2 separate regions of the Homo sapiens genome follow, and region 2 is linked to region 1. A link is a contact called in ENCODE Hi-C or POLR2A ChIA-PET data. All regions are on one chromosome and are shown on one strand. Each heading gives the region's core, a stretch centred on a gene start or an enhancer-like site at or near the end of the contact. The rest is flanking DNA. Distances are from core to core; before and after follow the strand shown.

Region 1 (5,421 bases), core at 1,866-4,365:
CTAGTGAAAGTGTCCATGTTCCCTGGAAGACAGTAGGGCAATTCCTTCAGCTCAGACCACCAGGTCAGAGAACGCAGGGGGCTCCTGCCAGACAAGCACATCTCCCAGCCCAGCCCCCGTGGCCCTGGCTCCACTTTCACTAGTTCCCAGATGCCTCTCCGGAGATCAGGTTGCGTTCCCTGCCCTTCACAGACGTCCCTCACACCGACTCAACTTCTCGAGCCATTTTTTCCTCAAGACCAACTTCTGAATAGATTACTGGCTCATGAGCTACGCTGTTCCTTGCTATCTTAGAAAACAAACACAGGGGCACTCTTTTCTTTGTTTTAACCACCTGCCACCGGCAAGAAACAGCCATGTTCCAAAGAAGTTACGATCATAAGGTGAACACACAGGTTCCAGCATTTTACTCATTTCTTCTGGTCACTGTCCCACATTGCAGATGCCAGCTTATCCCTCGACTATTGCTCAGTCCTTGGCCCTCTTTTCTTCTCAAGCTGCATCTGAACAATCACATGACAATCACATGACTTTGTCATTTTTAGGCTGAATTCTTCCAAGTCTCTGTCTCTGGTCTCGAATCTTTCTCTGAACATGAAACCTCCATATCCAGCTGCAGGATCAGCAGTCTCACTTTAGTGTTCTCCAGCCAGGACCAACTCAGCATGTCCACACAGAGTTCATTACGACTTCCCCTACAGTCTGCTCTTCCACCTGAATTATTTATATTGGCTTCAGGCATCCACCTAATCACTTAAACCCTACACCTGGAAATCTTCCCAGACAACTTCTTCCTCTCCAGACCCTCAAATCTACTTACAAAATCTTATATCTTTTTAACACCTCTGTTACTGACCCCTTCCTTCTTCTAGACACAGTCCTCTTTCCCTAATCCAATTTAGGGCCTCCTTGTCTCTTGCTCTGCTCTGGTAGTAAGCTCACCCTCTGGGCTTGCCTGTCTCTAATAATTCTTTTGTAATCCTACCAAAGAATGGCTCCCATAAGGCAGATATGATTGTTATCCTCCTGATTAAAACCCGACAGTGGACTCCTCTTTGCCCTTGGCATATAATCTGAGCTTCTTTGAATGTCCTATGAGGTAGCCCACGAAATGTCTCTGCTGAACCCTCTGACCTTATCTCTGGGGAAGCTGTCCACCTGCCTCGCCCCACTGCCCCCTTGCCATGCTCCAGGTCAACCACTCTCCCTACCTCCCTGCTACCCACTGACCCCAATGTCACTAAGTCACTTTTGTCAAGAGAGTCACTCTCCTTGGCAAGTAGGTCTGAAGTTAGATTTGGGGTAGAACAATAACTGTAAAACACATGGCCAAAAACTCAGGACAATTCAACTGCCTTCCCAATCTAAGGACCATTATGGTGGTTTGGCATAATGAAGGTGGGCTGACCCTCTATTTCTAATATAAATAGAATACAGCTTAGCATAGCTCATTTAAAGTGCTTAAATAAAGAAGCAGCTTCTGGAGTCAGAATTCTTAGGTTCAAATGTTACCTCATCAATTAACCCTTAGTTTCCTCATTTTAAAAATAGAAGCATTGGTATTCACATGAAATTGTTGGCAACAAATTTTAAAAGTGGAAATAATAATACCTGTCTCATAAGGTTGTGAGAAATAAAAATATTAATATGGTGCCTGGCAAAGGGTGTTTGGTAAATGTTAGCTATTGATGTTATCATTATTAATAGCATTTATAGAATTCCATTTCTTTTCTATCAAATTATCAGAAGGAGATTTTACCTTCGAAACTGTTGGAGAGATGACCATGGGATTCAGCAGTCAGGCTTGCATTCTGATTGGTGGCAGGAGCAGATTGACAGGTGCAGCAGGAAAACAAAGACATACAACCCATTCCTTCCTCCCCCACACTGTTTTATATTTTATAAAGGGAATTCACAGCCTAGTGGATACGGGGTTGAGTAAAAGTACTTCCTGCCTCTATTGAAGCTTCAGGACACTGGACTGGAGTCTTCCACAATTCAGCCAGAACCCAGGGTACTCCAAACCACTTTGTGATCCTCCATCTCTGTAGGCTACAGTTTATAAAACACTTCTATCTCCATGATTTCATGTGATTCCCAGAGTGACTCATGAGGTTTCAGACCTCTCCATCCTCAGACAGACCCTGTCACATGCCTCTGAAAATGCTTTAGTTGTTGCCATGTGGATGGACACTCAGAAAATACTTTAAAAAAAAAAAATCTAAACTGCTTGCTTTAGTGGTTTTGTGTAAAATGCAACCAGAGAGAGAGAGAGAGAGAGGTCCTTGGCAGATAGGTTTAACTCAAATCACTGAGCAGGAAAATATCTGGGAATCTGGCCTGGTTTGAGAAAAAGAGCCAGCTTTTTTAGCTGACTAGAGAGCAGCTTAAAAAGGAAAAAAATGAAAGGAAGGAAACTAATGAGGCATCTCTTTCCTCACAGATAATGTGGGATGCTCACCCAGTGGTTTGCAGTGGCTACAGCATCTGTTACACTTCAGTGACAACCAAAATGCCTTGGAGATAAGACAACAATTATGAGACCTGCTTGAGAAGAAATGAAAGAAAACCCAATCGCAGCCAAATAGCACTGCCATCTATTAACAAATTATTACAGGCTGAAGCAGTCTTTAATGAGATTTTAACAAAAGAAATCCAGTCTTGTTCCTCTGGGGCAAAGAGATTTTATCATCATGTGAATGGTTAAGCAGGTAAGAGGACCTCCCTTGGAGCACCAATAAAGAGAAAATGTGTGAGCCCTGTGTTCTCCCTCTCCAAGGAGCTCTAACTCCCAGTCAAGATGAAAACATATTGGAGAAAGGACCCAAATAATACTGTTCCAGAGAAAGTTTTAGTTTAGTAAGTGGCCTGATGAGACAAGTGAGTATTCAAAAAAGCTGTATTAGACCTTTGTGTTGTGATTCCAATCCTTTGTGCTTTTGGTTATCCTAAAGGACATTGTGACATTCTCAAGAGATTCTTAAGTCAAAGGGTATAGTGGCAACATTAATCTGGAGGAACAATGAAGCTAGCTAGAGTCAGGACGTGCCTGCCCATGATCTTGTAGACCCACTGGGGTTTCAGAAGAGAAACTGATATGAGTCTAATGTTGTTAGTTCAAAGGAGGAAAGAAAAATTGGTTGCATGGAGTGAGTCAGAGGGAGGGAGGAAAATATGCAGTCCAAGGAAGTCGGTGAGAAGCCCGCTCAGATGCACTAGACTGTCTTGCATGAATTGGGTTTTTCTTTTTGCTTCTCCCACCCCTTTCATTGATCCACTACGTGAACACTTATAGGCAGCCAATAATATCAGGAGAAATATAGCCATTTTGATACTAATATTTCTGTTACCCAGGAATTTGCTTTATTTGCAATATGAGCCTCCAATGCCTGATTAAAGGAAACTGAGGACTAACCTGGGTGATCCAAGAATTCCTAGACTGTTAAATAGTGTAGTTTCTTTAGAAAGGGACTCTGGACCTCCTCCTGGGAGGAGCCTTAGAAGGGCAGTGAGGCTAGGGTGAGTAAGCAGGCTCCCCACGTGAGGGTGAGTCAGGGAGACTGATTCCTTAGCAGCTGGGGCACTGTGTAAGACTACGTCACCTTCTGTGGCAGAAGAACAACCACAATCACTATGTGTTATGCTGGTTATATTCCCCTTGAGACCAATGGCAGACACTGGCTGTTAAAATATTTAGTGTCTGATAATGTATGATTAATGGGTAAGGAGTAGAGTAGCACTTCTTTTAATGGCTCACACTGTAGGAAAGAGATTTAATAGAATTGAAGATGAACTTAGAATGACATAGAAGATAAATCTCAGGAACGTACATCTTTGGGACAGATAGCTCATTTTGTTAGAATATAGTGCTATTATTGTTATTAGCTAACATTTATTAAGCACTGACTAAGTGCCAGGAGCTGCTTCAAGTGTTTTACGTATGTTAACTTAATGCTTCTTGTGCTGTGATAATGAGCCAGTATTTGTTTTTTAAATTTCCAATGTGTCATGGACAAATGCTTTTGTGGAATTCAATAAAAATAAATTACTACAAAAGTGAAAAAAAAATTAAAACATGCAAAATTCAAGCTCAATTTTTTCCTTTTTTAACTATTAGCTGTAAGAGACATCAAATTGTCAAAATGCTATAAAAGTTTCTAAATCCTTACTCTTAGTTGCTATACGTATCTCCCCGTAGACTAGTAACAAACCTTCACCAACTGGCGCAAGTCTACGAACTCTGTTGAAGAGCACTGTATTAACTCATTTAAACCCTCCTAAAAGTTCATGACGTCATTAATATTTTCATTCTACAGATGAGGAAACTGAGGCACAAAACAGTTATCTTGCTACTGAGGCCAGTCAATTAGTTTTGCAAAGAGAAAAATATCTATTTCATGGTCACAGAAGAGTACCCCAACTAGTCACTGAAAAATTAAGAGTAGCATAAGAAAAGCAAGCCTTAATGAGAAAGTATGAATGGAGTTTTATTATCCAGGCTTCTGTGGAAAAACCAGGAAAGGCATAGGCCATACTGGTGACATTTTGGGAGTGTCACCGTTGCTATATTGGGCAATAGGATGAAGTGTCTTAAGACTGTGGCTTGAGGGCTAGACTTTCTGGGTTAGTTTTCTTGCTTGGCCACCTACTTCCTATGCGCAGTTGTTAGTTTCTATCTGAAAGGATGGTTGGGAGGATTAACTGTGTTGTATATGTAAAGTATTTTTTAAAAATGCCTGGCACATAGTAAGTGGTTTATAAGTGTTATTGTATTTGCATATGAAAAACCACCCATTGCAAAAATTTCAGATTCCTTAAATGCCTCCATCTATAGTGGTTTGACTTCTGATTAAACAAGCCTATCCTCCCTGCCTTAAACTAGAGCCCCTGGTAAAACTCAGCAGTGCTGCAGTGGTCACTGCCAGACCTCAGGTACAGAGCAACGTTTGGGGCTGGATAATTATTTTTCTTGAGGAGGGGGTGGTTACTGTGTGCATTGTATGATAGCAGCATTCCTGGTCTTTACCCACTAGATGCCAGTATTATCCCCTTCCAGCTGTGACAACCAAAAATGTCTTCAGTCATTGCCAAATGTCCCCTGAGAGGCAAAATTGCCCCCAGTTGAGAACCACTGATACAGAGAAAAGAGAATATTGATAACAGTCTCTTATATTTTCATAGCTTTTCAGTGTAAAAAGGCTTCTGCATGTTTTAACTCAGTTGGGAAAAAGAAAAAGAGGAAAAAGATAAAATAGATCAGAAGAAAAAAGAGAAGGGAATAGGGGAGGGAGAAGGAAGGGAGAGAATGCAGAGTGCAAAGAGATGAAGTGGAGCAGACACGCAAAAAACAAAGGAATGAACAAACAGGTGTGTGAGTTTGTGTGATCGCCCATGAGCGCATCTACACCTGCAAATCCTCCC
Region 2 (5,421 bases), core at 2,127-4,626, 510 kb after region 1:
CGTTTCTTATTAGGAAGATATTAAAACTCTAAGTTTATTTGCTTCAAAATATATAAAGCAAAAAGTGATCATAAACATAAAGATAGGTCTATTATTGTAGGGAGAGATTTTTTTTCTTTCAGTAGTTTTCGGGGTACAGGTGGTTTTTGGTTACATGGATAAATTCTTCAGTGGTGATTTATGAAATTTTAGTGTACCTGTCACCCAAGCAATGTATACTGTAGCCAATATGTAGTCTTTTATTCCTCACCCCCACAACCTTTCCCTCCAAAGCCCCAAAGTCCATTATACATTCTTATGCCTTTGCGTCTTCATAGCTTACCTCCTACTCATAAGTGAGAACATAGGATATTTGGTTTTCCATTCCTGAGTTACTTCACTTAGAACAATGGCCTCCAGCTCCAACCAAGTTGCTGCAAAAGACATTATTTCATTCCTCTTTATGACTGAGTAGTATTCCATGGTGTATATATACCACATTATCTTTATCCACTCATTGGTTGATGGGCACTTAGATTGGTTTCATATCTTTGCAATTGCAAATTAGGCTGCTATAAACATGCAAGTGCATGTGCCTTTTTCATATAATGACTTCTTTTCCTTTGGGTAGATACCCAGTAGTGGGATTGCTGGATCAAATGGTAGTTTTACTTTTAGTTCCTTAAGGAATTCCTATACTGTTTTCTATAGTGGTTGTACTAATTTACACTTCTACCAGTAGTGTGAAAGTGTTCCCTTTTTACCACATTTACACCAATATCTATTGTTTTTTGACTTTTAATTATGGATTAATAATTATGGAAATTAAGTTGAAAAGCAATAAAAACAAGATCTACTTTTGTCAAACTAGAAAGTATACATATACTTATCTCACAGTAATTTTCAAGATGAATTAAGGAGTTAAAATGAAAATCAAAAGTATTAAACTTTTAGAAAATATGACATAGAATATTGATGTTGGCACAGACAGAGATTTTTTTATACAAGACACAAAAAGTGCAAATTATAGAGGAAAACACTGATAAATTTAACTACGCTAAAATTAAAAACTTTTTATCTAATGACACAATAGAAAAGTGGAAAGGCAAGTCACTAGTGGAGAAGTAATTTGCAAACTGACAAAGGATTGGCATATGGAATAAATTTCATAAAAAAGACAAAATCACTCAATAGAAAAATGGTACAAGATATGAAGAGGAATTTGTAGAAAAGGAAACATAAATGATGAATAAACATGAAAAAATGTTAAATTCATTAGTAATCAAACAAATGCATCTTAAAACTACAATAAGATAACATTCTATGCTTTCTAGTTTGGCAAAAACAAAACAAAAATCCCCTGATATCAGTGTTAGCTGCCTGAACTCATACAGAAAGGGTGTTGAATATGTATTTGTATAACTACTTAGTAACACATTATATAGTAAAGCCAAAGAGGGGCCTACCCTACAGCCACCAGTGCTATGTGATTTTTTTTTCCCCCCTTTACAGACAGGATCTCATTGTGTTGCCCAGGCTGGAGTGCAGTGGTGTAATCATGGCTCACTGTAACCTCCAACTCCTGGGTTCAAGCAATCCTCCTGCCTCAGCTCCCGAGTAGCTTGGACTACAGGCTGTGACACCACACCTGGCTAATTTTAAAAACTTTTTGTAGAGACGAGATCTTGCTGTATTGCCCAGACTGGTCTTAAACTCTTGGCCTCAAGTGATCCTCCCATTTCAGCATCCCAAAGTGCTGGGATTACAGGCATGAGCTACTGCACCTGGCCGGATATTTCATATATTTTTAACTGAACACATGGAAGAATGAAATGATGGGCAGAAGGAAAGGTGGGAGTTGCCCTGGGGACACTGTGTTTTTCATCTGTCCTCCCCACGTCTCTGGGCCATACACATCAGGACCCACATGGCCTCCTCTGATGGGTCTCCTTTGCCTCTCACCCTTGTTCTTGTTCCTCCTTGTTTGCTTCCTGTAGATCAGTGTTTCTTAAATTTTTTTCAGTATTGTCCCCAGGGCACCTTTCTAGATAATTTTTTTCCCTGATCATCTCTCCTCTGTGAAATTTTAATACTACAGATATCCTGTTTATATCTCTTCATGTACTGTGCGTATGTCTGTGCTTTATGCATAAGGAGTAAGGTTTTCTAGCCCCTGATAACTGACAAGTAACCTAAAACTTAGATAAAATATAGTACTAATCTTCTACAAATGTTAAATTATTAAAAAAATAATAGAGATAGAGTCTTGCTGGTCTCAAACTCCTAGCTTCAAGCGATCCTCCCACCTCTGCTTTACAAAGTGCTGGGATAACAGGCGTGAGCCACCATGCCCAGTCATTACTAATTTTAATTTCCATTCTATCCTTAGGTCTAGCCTACAAAATCTGCCCCACCCCACCTCGTTTATAGGAGATACAACCCTTGTTGAGAATGCATGACTGATATTAATAACCTGTTCCTGATTAGATGCCCCTCCCTCTTTCCAAACCTCCTCCACGTTCAGCTCCTGTTTCGCACCTGACATTGGCAGAAATCTAGCTATATTAGGATATAGATGTCCCTTCATTTTATTTGCTTGTACCTTTGAGTTCTTGCTTCTCCTCTCGTGGGAGGCAGTATTTGGTGTGGTTGAGAGCACTAGGGTCAATCCCTGCATTGGCCACTCTCAAGCTGTGTAACCTTAAACAAGTTCCTGAATATCTCTAAGGCTGCTTCCACAGTTGTGCAAGCAGGATGGCACTGCTGGCTTCGTGGAGTTGTGGAGAGGGTCTGATAATCAAATGTTTTTCAGAGTTATGCTTGCACATGAGGACAGCCCAATAGATGGTGTCTGCTGCTGTCATCTGCTGGCATTTGCTCCTGGGAGCAGTTTATGGTGTTCAAGAATGGAGGTGACGGTCTTGAGATTCCAAAATCCTCAAGGGCATAGGCCATGTCTAGCATCCATACCAATGTTCCCATACTGATGGTCTTTTCAAGCTTGTCTTGGGTCCTGGGGGAAAGGATTGAGAAACACAGCCCCTTCCCTTGGGGAGTCACAGTTGAGTGGGAAGTTAGGAAAGCAAATACTGCTCACTCTTCTGTACCTGATGTTGTTGGCTGGGCACGTTACTATGGGAGAAGGTGTAGGTCTCACCTGCCGTTCTGGTCTCAGAGCAGGCCTCCGAGAAGGTGGCTTTTGAGCTGTGGCTTGAAGGAAATGGAGTTTACTTATTTCACCTTTCTGCATCTTGTTACCAGGCAGGGGTGGACAGGTGGACTAGGCTTCTTCTCTGCAGAGCACATCTTATCCAATATCAGTAGGAGGTATTCCTTTGCATTTTTCTTGGAATGAGGCAGAGTGAGCACTGAGTCATCTCCCTCTGTATGTGCCTCTCTCATCCTCTGGGTGACCACGGGTTTGATTTGTGAGACAGCTGGTGGGCCGGGTTCTGCCTGTGGCTGGGGCACAGTGCTTTCTTTGTCTGAGTTTGCTTGGCCCTTACATAAGTATGAACCACAGCGTTGGCCTCATTAGCTCTCTGCTTTCACCACCTGGACTAAGTGTTCCAGATGGCCTTAATTCGGGTAGTTGTTTTTGGTACTTACTCAGAGTGGAAGATTTAGGCTGCAGTTGTCCTTTTTTCTCCCCATTCTCTGAGGCATCCTAAACTATAGGCAACACTATGCAGGGACAGGCTTTAGCAATTCTTGCTGTTGTAGCCTTAAGCCCTGAAGGATTCTAGCCTCCTCCTTTATCTACTATCTAATCTCGTCTCTTCCTTGGCTCATTCCACCTCCTCCCATGGAGAGGTGACAGGTTATTTTTATTTTCAAAAGCATGATCTATCTTTTTTTTTTTTTTTTTTTTTTTTTTTTTTTTTTTGCCATGGTAAGAAATAAAACTTTCCACTGAGTTCCTTGGCTCAGTTAAACACCCTTTCCCTGGATAAGGCTCTCTCTTTGGGTTTTGGTGAGACTTCATCAGGAGCCAGTGCCCCTGGAGGGAAGGCTGAATCATGGCTTTCAGCTTTGGCTGTGCATTTGTTATGATTGGATTGGATGTCACGGGTCAGACAGTTGCCTCCTTTCATGAACGCCAACTGTGGCCTCACTACCACCTGAGACATTGTGTTCTCTGCCCTCAGAACCAAAAAATACCCCCGTGTGAACTTTTTGAGAAGACTGGCCTGGTGTAGGGTTGAGGGTGGGTGCTGTTGCTAACCACAGAGCCGGGTTCTCACTGTGCCTCTGACGGGAGAACCCACATCATTAGCAATTGACTGACAGGCTGAGCTCATCAGGCGCAGGTAATGCAAAGGGCTGAGAAGCCTGACCCATGGTGCTGAGTGAGATGAGTTAACCAACCTCTGGAAGGCTGCAGGGAGCAGGGTTCTTTTCCAGGACAGTCCCAAATCTATCCACTGAATAGAAATCTCATGTGCTAATGGTTTTCCTGGAATCAGCCCCTTCTACCTCCATCAGTGCATGTCTAAGGAGGGATGAAATTCCTTTTACGTGGGCCTGCTGGCCTTTGCTCCCAGGAAATGGGATGCAGTTGTTCAGACTGTGGGATGGGTGGGTTGTATTTTTCTGTTTGGGGAGATTATATATACATATGTATGTATATATATAATACATATATATTTCAGTAGCAGCTGCTATTGATTATGTAGTATGTAATAAATTGTGTCATACATAAGATTGATTGATTCCCTTTATTATTTTCCGAATAATGCTCCCATTGAGTGGTTTCTTGGCAGATGTGCAAAAAGAATTAATAGGCAGGGACGTCTGATAATGTTGCCAACAGGAATTCTGACCAAGGCTCTACACTTTCACTCCTCCCTACAGAGGTAAACTCTAAGGAGGGAACCCACCAGGCATACCCTATTATCACTTGGCACCCTTGGCACAGAATGAGCTGAAGTAGAAACAGATGGTGTGAGAAGGGGCATTGTCTGGCAGTTTTTCCTGACTCCTTATGAAGAAGGTTAAGAGTATGGATTTCAAAAGAAAGGAGGGCAAATCTGTAGTCTTTTCTTAAGGGCACTGACACCAATCCTTGGAGCTCTGCCAGCTCAACTGGTTATTCTCCCGGGAGACTCTGCTGGGGTGATGGATAGAAGCCTCTATAACAGGTATCCACTTTCCTGGATTGGTACCTGTGCCCCATCAGTTGTTAACTATTGGAGATTTCCCCCAACAGAAGTGGAGTTGTTAAGAGATGCTGTGAGTAGCAAACAGGTAATAGGCAGTGAGATGTGAAATGTCTCTTCCATTCTACCTACATTAGCAAAACAGCCATTGTTTATAAGGGGTTAAGTAGGACAAGTAGAGACTTTGGAAGACAGTAGGTTTTCACATTATTGGGTTCCAAAGTCCACATTTTACTGCTATTTTCTTGTTTTTTCTTAGTCATGATCTCAAGGTTAAATCCCA

The links. A loop is a pair of places that touch in the nucleus more often than their neighbours do. ChIA-PET counts read pairs that join two places held with the same protein, here RNA polymerase II (POLR2A).
Region 2: a loop to region 1 is called in a map of chondrocyte, with 2.1 times the contacts of the local background. The contact joins two enhancer-like sites. A Hi-C loop is called at or near these places in 1 of 168 maps with a recorded cell type or tissue (chondrocyte). POLR2A ChIA-PET finds 5 or more read pairs at or near these places in 1 of 52 experiments (activated T-cell).

Annotation. Positions count from the first base shown.
Region 1 is chr1:209,881,301-209,886,721 of GRCh38, forward strand. No RefSeq gene overlaps it. Among named protein-coding and RNA genes, the nearest start is that of SYT14, 54 kb to the right of the region's middle. Within about 2 kb of position 3,116, at least 7 of the 41 ENCODE cell types and tissues checked have a DNase peak (open chromatin) inside an H3K27ac peak, as active enhancers do.
Region 2 is chr1:210,390,400-210,395,820 of GRCh38, forward strand. All of the region lies in intron 4 of HHAT (hedgehog acyltransferase), which reads left to right. Among named protein-coding and RNA genes, the nearest start is that of HHAT, 64 kb to the left of the region's middle. RefSeq lists an enhancer at 3,306-3,600. Within about 2 kb of position 3,377, at least 8 of the 41 ENCODE cell types and tissues checked have a DNase peak (open chromatin) inside an H3K27ac peak, as active enhancers do.